Linked DNA regions of Homo sapiens: region 1 is linked to region 2. Evidence: read pairs that join two places in POLR2A ChIA-PET (ENCODE). Cell type or tissue: OCI-LY7. All regions are shown on one strand.

Region 1 (2,500 bases), 110 kb after region 2:
CACTTTGGGAGGCCGAGGCAGGTGGATCACGAGGTCAGGAGATCAAGACCATTCTGGCTAACACGGTGAAACCCCGTCTCTACTAAAAAAAAAAAAAAAAAAAAAAAAAAAAATTAGCTGGGCGTGGTGGCAGGTGCCTGTAGTCCCAGGTACTTGGGAGGCTGAGGCAGGACAATGGCGTGGACCCAGGAGGTGGAGGTTGCAGTGAGCCGAGATCACGCCACTGCACTCCAGCAAGGGCAACACAGCGAGACTCCGTCTCAAAAAAAAAAAAAAAAAAGTTTTTAACAAGATGGGAGGCTGAGGCAGGATAATCACTTGAACCCGGGAGGTGGAGGTTGCAGTGAGCCAGGATTGCACCACTGAACTCCAGCGTGGCTGACAGAATGAGACTCTGTCTAAAAAATAAAAATGAAAAAATAAAAAATAAAGTTTTTTTTAGCAAGAGACAATCATATTTGTTGTCTAGAAAAATCACTTGGGCAAGTGTGCTCAGTGGATTAGATGGACTCCAGGTTTGGGACTCCAGGTTTGTCCCAGTATAGTAGTCCAGAAAGATAAAACCCTGAACCAAAGTAATGGAAGTCAGGAATGAAACAAGGAGATAGGCTAGAGGAAATGGATAGATTTTGTAATAGGACAGATATGAATATTGAGTCAGGTCAGGGACACGGTTTCTGATTGGGTAACAAAGAATAAAGAGGAATAGTAGAGTTATGTAAATAATAGTTCTAGTCTTGCACATGTTGAGTTTGGGTGCCTGTGAGGCATTCAGGTTGAGATATAACATAGGCAGCACTGTGTGCTTGGTACCTAAATATCTGTTGAATGAAAAATGAGAATGATGTGTGTTGGATCGCTTGAATGTATTCCTCTGTAAGTGGTTGTAGTCTTGGGAATGGTTGAGAATGTCCAGAAAAAATGGATACAATTTTGTTGACTGAGGCCGGGCGTGGTGGTTCACGCCTGTAATCCCAGCACCTTGGGAGGCCCAGGCGGGTGGATTACCTGAGGTAGGCAGTTCGAGACCAGCCTGACCAACATGGCAAAACCCCCTCTCTACCCAAAACACAAAAATTAGCCAGGTGTGGTGGCAGGCGTCTGTAATCCCAGCTACTTGAGAGGCTGAGGCAGGAGAATCGCTTGAACCTGGGGAGGCAGAGGTTGCAGTGAGCCGAGATCACGCCATTGCACTCCAGCCTGGATGACAGAGTGAGACTCTCTGTCCCCACCCCACCACCCCACCGCCAAAAAAAAATGTTGACTGAAAGGAGAAGTGACTAGGATCAGAACTCTGGGTAAAAATCAGTAATTGAACAGAGAAAAATAACTTGTGAATAAGATTGAAAGCACAATTGCAAAATCATGGGAAAATGAGCAAATAGTGTCACAAAAGCCAAGTAGGAAGAATTTCATGAAGGAAGCACTTAAAAATGTTGGGAAAAACTCCCCAATGGTTAACATTTATAGAGCACTTACTCTGAAGTAGGCACTGGGCTGAATGTTTTACGTGTATTATGTCCTTTAATCCTTACAATAAATCTATGTGGTAGGTGCCTCTGTTACCCGCTTTCCACAAGTAAGGAAATGGAGGCTTAGATAGGTAAAGCAGCCTTCCAGTTTCAGCTCAAAAGGTAAGCGCTTGGAAGTCATCACTCCGGTTGCTCCTGGAGCCATAAACTGCAAGAAATATTTGTTAATTTTGACAAATTGGTGGAGGCTGCGTGTGGACTGTCATGAGAGTGAGAAACTCCTGGAGGCCTGCAGTCTTAGGCGGTCCCTCACACTTCCTCCGGTTTTACTCCTAGGAACCCCACGGGGTTATTCTGGTGAAGAGCCAAGCAAGGTTGGTTTAACAGGGGAAGGGGAAAGCAACGCTTTTGAAATATGCTAGTGCATTCTTCATAAAAAGGCCAATTTCAGTGGCCGCTAGTCTGGTCTTATCTCAACGGATGGAAAAAGCTGAAAAACACTTGTGAAGGTCACAGCCCATTGACACAGGTCCACTAAAAGACTGAGATTTCATCGTAAGTTGATAGAATTCTCCTCACCCATCCCTCACCACCACATCAACAGGAATACAACTCAGACCAACTGACAGCGGCTTGCAGCTGGAAGACCTACAAGGTGGAGACTCTATTTAAGGACAAGTTCTTAGGGAAGCCTGAAGAGGAATCTGGCACCTACAGCTACAGCAAACATTAAACACAGCCCTACTCCTAGCCAGATTGGGGTAAAGCCTCACACTAGTAGCTGATTACTATCATGTCTGGCTTCCAACAAAAAATGACAAGACATGCTAATAGGCAAGAAAAACAGCCCGAAGAGACAAAGCAAGCATCAGAACCAGACTTAGATATATGATAATGGGTGTTTTGTAATTATCAAGGAATTTAAAGAACTGTGATTAATATGTTAAAGGTTCAGGCCGGGCTTGGTGACGCATGCCTGTAATCCCAGCACTTTGGGAGGCCAAGGAGGGTGGGTCACTTGAGGTTAG
Region 2 (2,500 bases):
TCGAGACCAGCCTGGCCAACATGTTGAAACCCCATCTCTACTAAAAACACAAAAAATAGCCAGGCGTGGTGGTGGCCGCCTGTAATCCCAGCTACTCAGGAGCCTGAGGCAGGAGAATCACTTGAACCTGGGAGGCGGAGGTTGCAGTGAGCTGAGACTGAGCCACTGAACTCCAGCCTGGGGGACAAAGCAAAACTTCGTCTCAAAAAAAAAAAAAAAAAAAAAAGGCCGGGCGCGGTGGCTCACGCCTATAATCCCAGCACTGTGGGAGGCCGAGGCGGGCGGATCATGAGGTCAGGAGATCAAGACCATCTTGGTTAACACAGTGAAACCCCATCTCTACTAAAAATACAAAAAATTAGCTGGGCGTGGCAGCGTGCGCCTGTAATACCAGCTACTCGGGAGGCTGAGGCAGGAGAATGGCGTGAACCCTGGAGGCGGAGCTTGCAGTGAGCCGAGATCGCACCACTGCACTCCAGCCCGGGCAACAGAGCGAGACTCCGTCTAAAAAAAAAAAAAAAAAGAAAGAAAGAAAGAAAAAGAAAAAGAGCCGGGAGCAGTGTGGGCTCAAGCCTGTAATCCCAGCACCTTGGGAGGCCAAGGCGGGCGGATCACCTGAGGTCGGGAGTTTGAGACCAGCCTGACCAACATGGTCTCTACTAAAAATACAAGATTAGCCGGGTTCGGTGGCAGGCGCCTGTAATCCCAGCTACTAGAGGGGCTCAGGCAGGAGAATCGCTTGAGCCTTGGAGGCAGAGGTTGCGGTGAGCCGAGATTGCGCCATTGCACTCCAGCCTGGGCAACAAGAGCAAAACTCCACCTCAAAAAAAAAAAAAAAGGGAAAATGAAAAAGAAAAAAAAGGACAAAGGTACACAAGGAAACTGTTGGAGGTAATGGATATGTTCATTTTCCTGAATGTGGTGATGGTAGCATGCGTGTGTATGTCTGTCCAAACTCACCAAATATGTATAGATTTATTAGTTATATGCAGGGTTTTCTTTTTTTTTGAGACAAAGTTTCACTTTGTTGCCCAGGCTGGAGTGCAGTGGAACCGTCTCAGCTCACTACAACCCCCGCCTCCCGGGTTCAAGCAATTCTTGTGCCTCAGCCTCCCTCGTAGCTGGGATCACAGGCGTTCACCACCACCCTCGGCTGATTTTTTTTTTTTTTTTTTTTTTGTATTTTTGTAGAGACAGGGTTTCACCATGTTGCCCAGGCTGGTCGTGAACTACTGAGCTCAGGCAATCCACCCATCTCGGCCTCCCAGAGTGCTAGGATTACAGGCGTGAGCCACCGTGCCCGGCCTATATGCAGTTATCGTATACCAATTATACCTCCATAAAGCTGGGGAGGTTGGGGGAGGAAGACAAAAGAATTCAGGCCTGCGGGGAATGATGGGAGTGGGTAGGAGAGGAGAGAGGGGAGAGAGGAAAACACAGATCACCAGCAGCCTCGTGGGTGGTTTTGTAAAGGACTTTGGCTTTTGCTTTCTGCTATGGACTGAACGTTTGTGTCCCCACAAAAGTCCTGTGTTGAAACCTAATCCCCCATGATATTAGGAGCTGAGGCCTTTGGAGGCAACGAGGTCATGAGCGTGGAGCCCTCATCAATGGGATTAGAAAATTTATACAGAGCTGAAGAGACCAGCGTTCGTGTCTTCTGCCCTGTGAGGACACAGCAAGAAGGTGCCCTGGGTGGGGAGGCGGGCCCTCACCAGTCACTGAGGCGCTGGGCTTCTTAGCTTCCAGAACTGCGACCAATAAGTGTCTGTTGTTTATAAGCTACTCGGCTTATGATGTTTGTTAGAAGAGCCCAAATGGACTAAAACACCTCCAGGAGGAGGGAAGACATAGAACGTTGTTAGCAGAGTGACATGAGGGGACAAGAATGCTAAATTAAAAGGACTCGAGAGGCTGTTCTATTTAACTTGGTTTTTGTTTGTTTGTTTTGATCTGGAGTGCAGTGGCGCAATTTCGGTTCACTGCAACCTCTGCCTTCCGGGTTCAAGCAATTCTCCTGCCTCAGCCTCTCTAGTAGGTGGGGTTACAGGCGTTGGCCACCACGCCCAGCTAATTATTTGTATTTTTAGTGGAGACGGGGTTTCACCATGTTGGTCAGACTGGTATTGAACTCCCGACCTCAAGGGATCCACCCGCCTTGGCCTCTCAAAGTGCTGGGATTACAGGTGTGCGCCACCTCCAGCTAATTTTTGCATTTTTAGTAGAGACAGGGGTTTGCCATGTTGGCCAGGCTAGTCTTGAACTCCTGACCTCAACTGATCCACCCACCTTGGCCTCCCAAAGTGCTGAGATTATAAGCATGAGCCACCATGCCCGGCCTTAACCCCTTTTTTTGTTTTTGTGTTTTTTGTATAGCACGATCAAGCCCAATTTAAATTAATCAAAGATGCATAAAATATACTGAGATACATTTTCCAATGTATTTTACAAAAGATGTAAGAGTCAGAAACACCTCCAAAGTATTCTGTACTAAAAGTAG

What was found. ChIA-PET counts read pairs that join two places held together with the same protein. Peaks named below come from ENCODE experiments on the same cell type or tissue, not always from the same donor. Only the 100,000 strongest peaks of a DNase experiment are listed, where the experiment ranks them.
Region 1: POLR2A ChIA-PET joins it to region 2 with 5 read pairs; 29 of 35 experiments call an interaction of 5 or more read pairs at or near these places.

The regions. Positions count from the first base shown.
Region 1 is chr1:244,979,957-244,982,456 of GRCh38, forward strand. All of the region lies in intron 2 of DRC8 (dynein regulatory complex subunit 8), which reads left to right. Among named protein-coding and RNA genes, the nearest start is that of EFCAB2-AS1, 10 kb to the left of the region's middle. In OCI-LY7, no CTCF peak of the experiment used is centred here; no DNase peak of the experiment used is centred here.
Region 2 is chr1:244,867,583-244,870,082 of GRCh38, forward strand. All of the region lies in intron 2 of LOC124904588 (UPF0764 protein C16orf89-like), which reads right to left. Among named protein-coding and RNA genes, the nearest start is that of HNRNPU, 4.3 kb to the left of the region's middle. RefSeq lists an enhancer at 1,089-1,688. In OCI-LY7, no CTCF peak of the experiment used is centred here; no DNase peak of the experiment used is centred here; H3K27ac peaks cover 223 bases.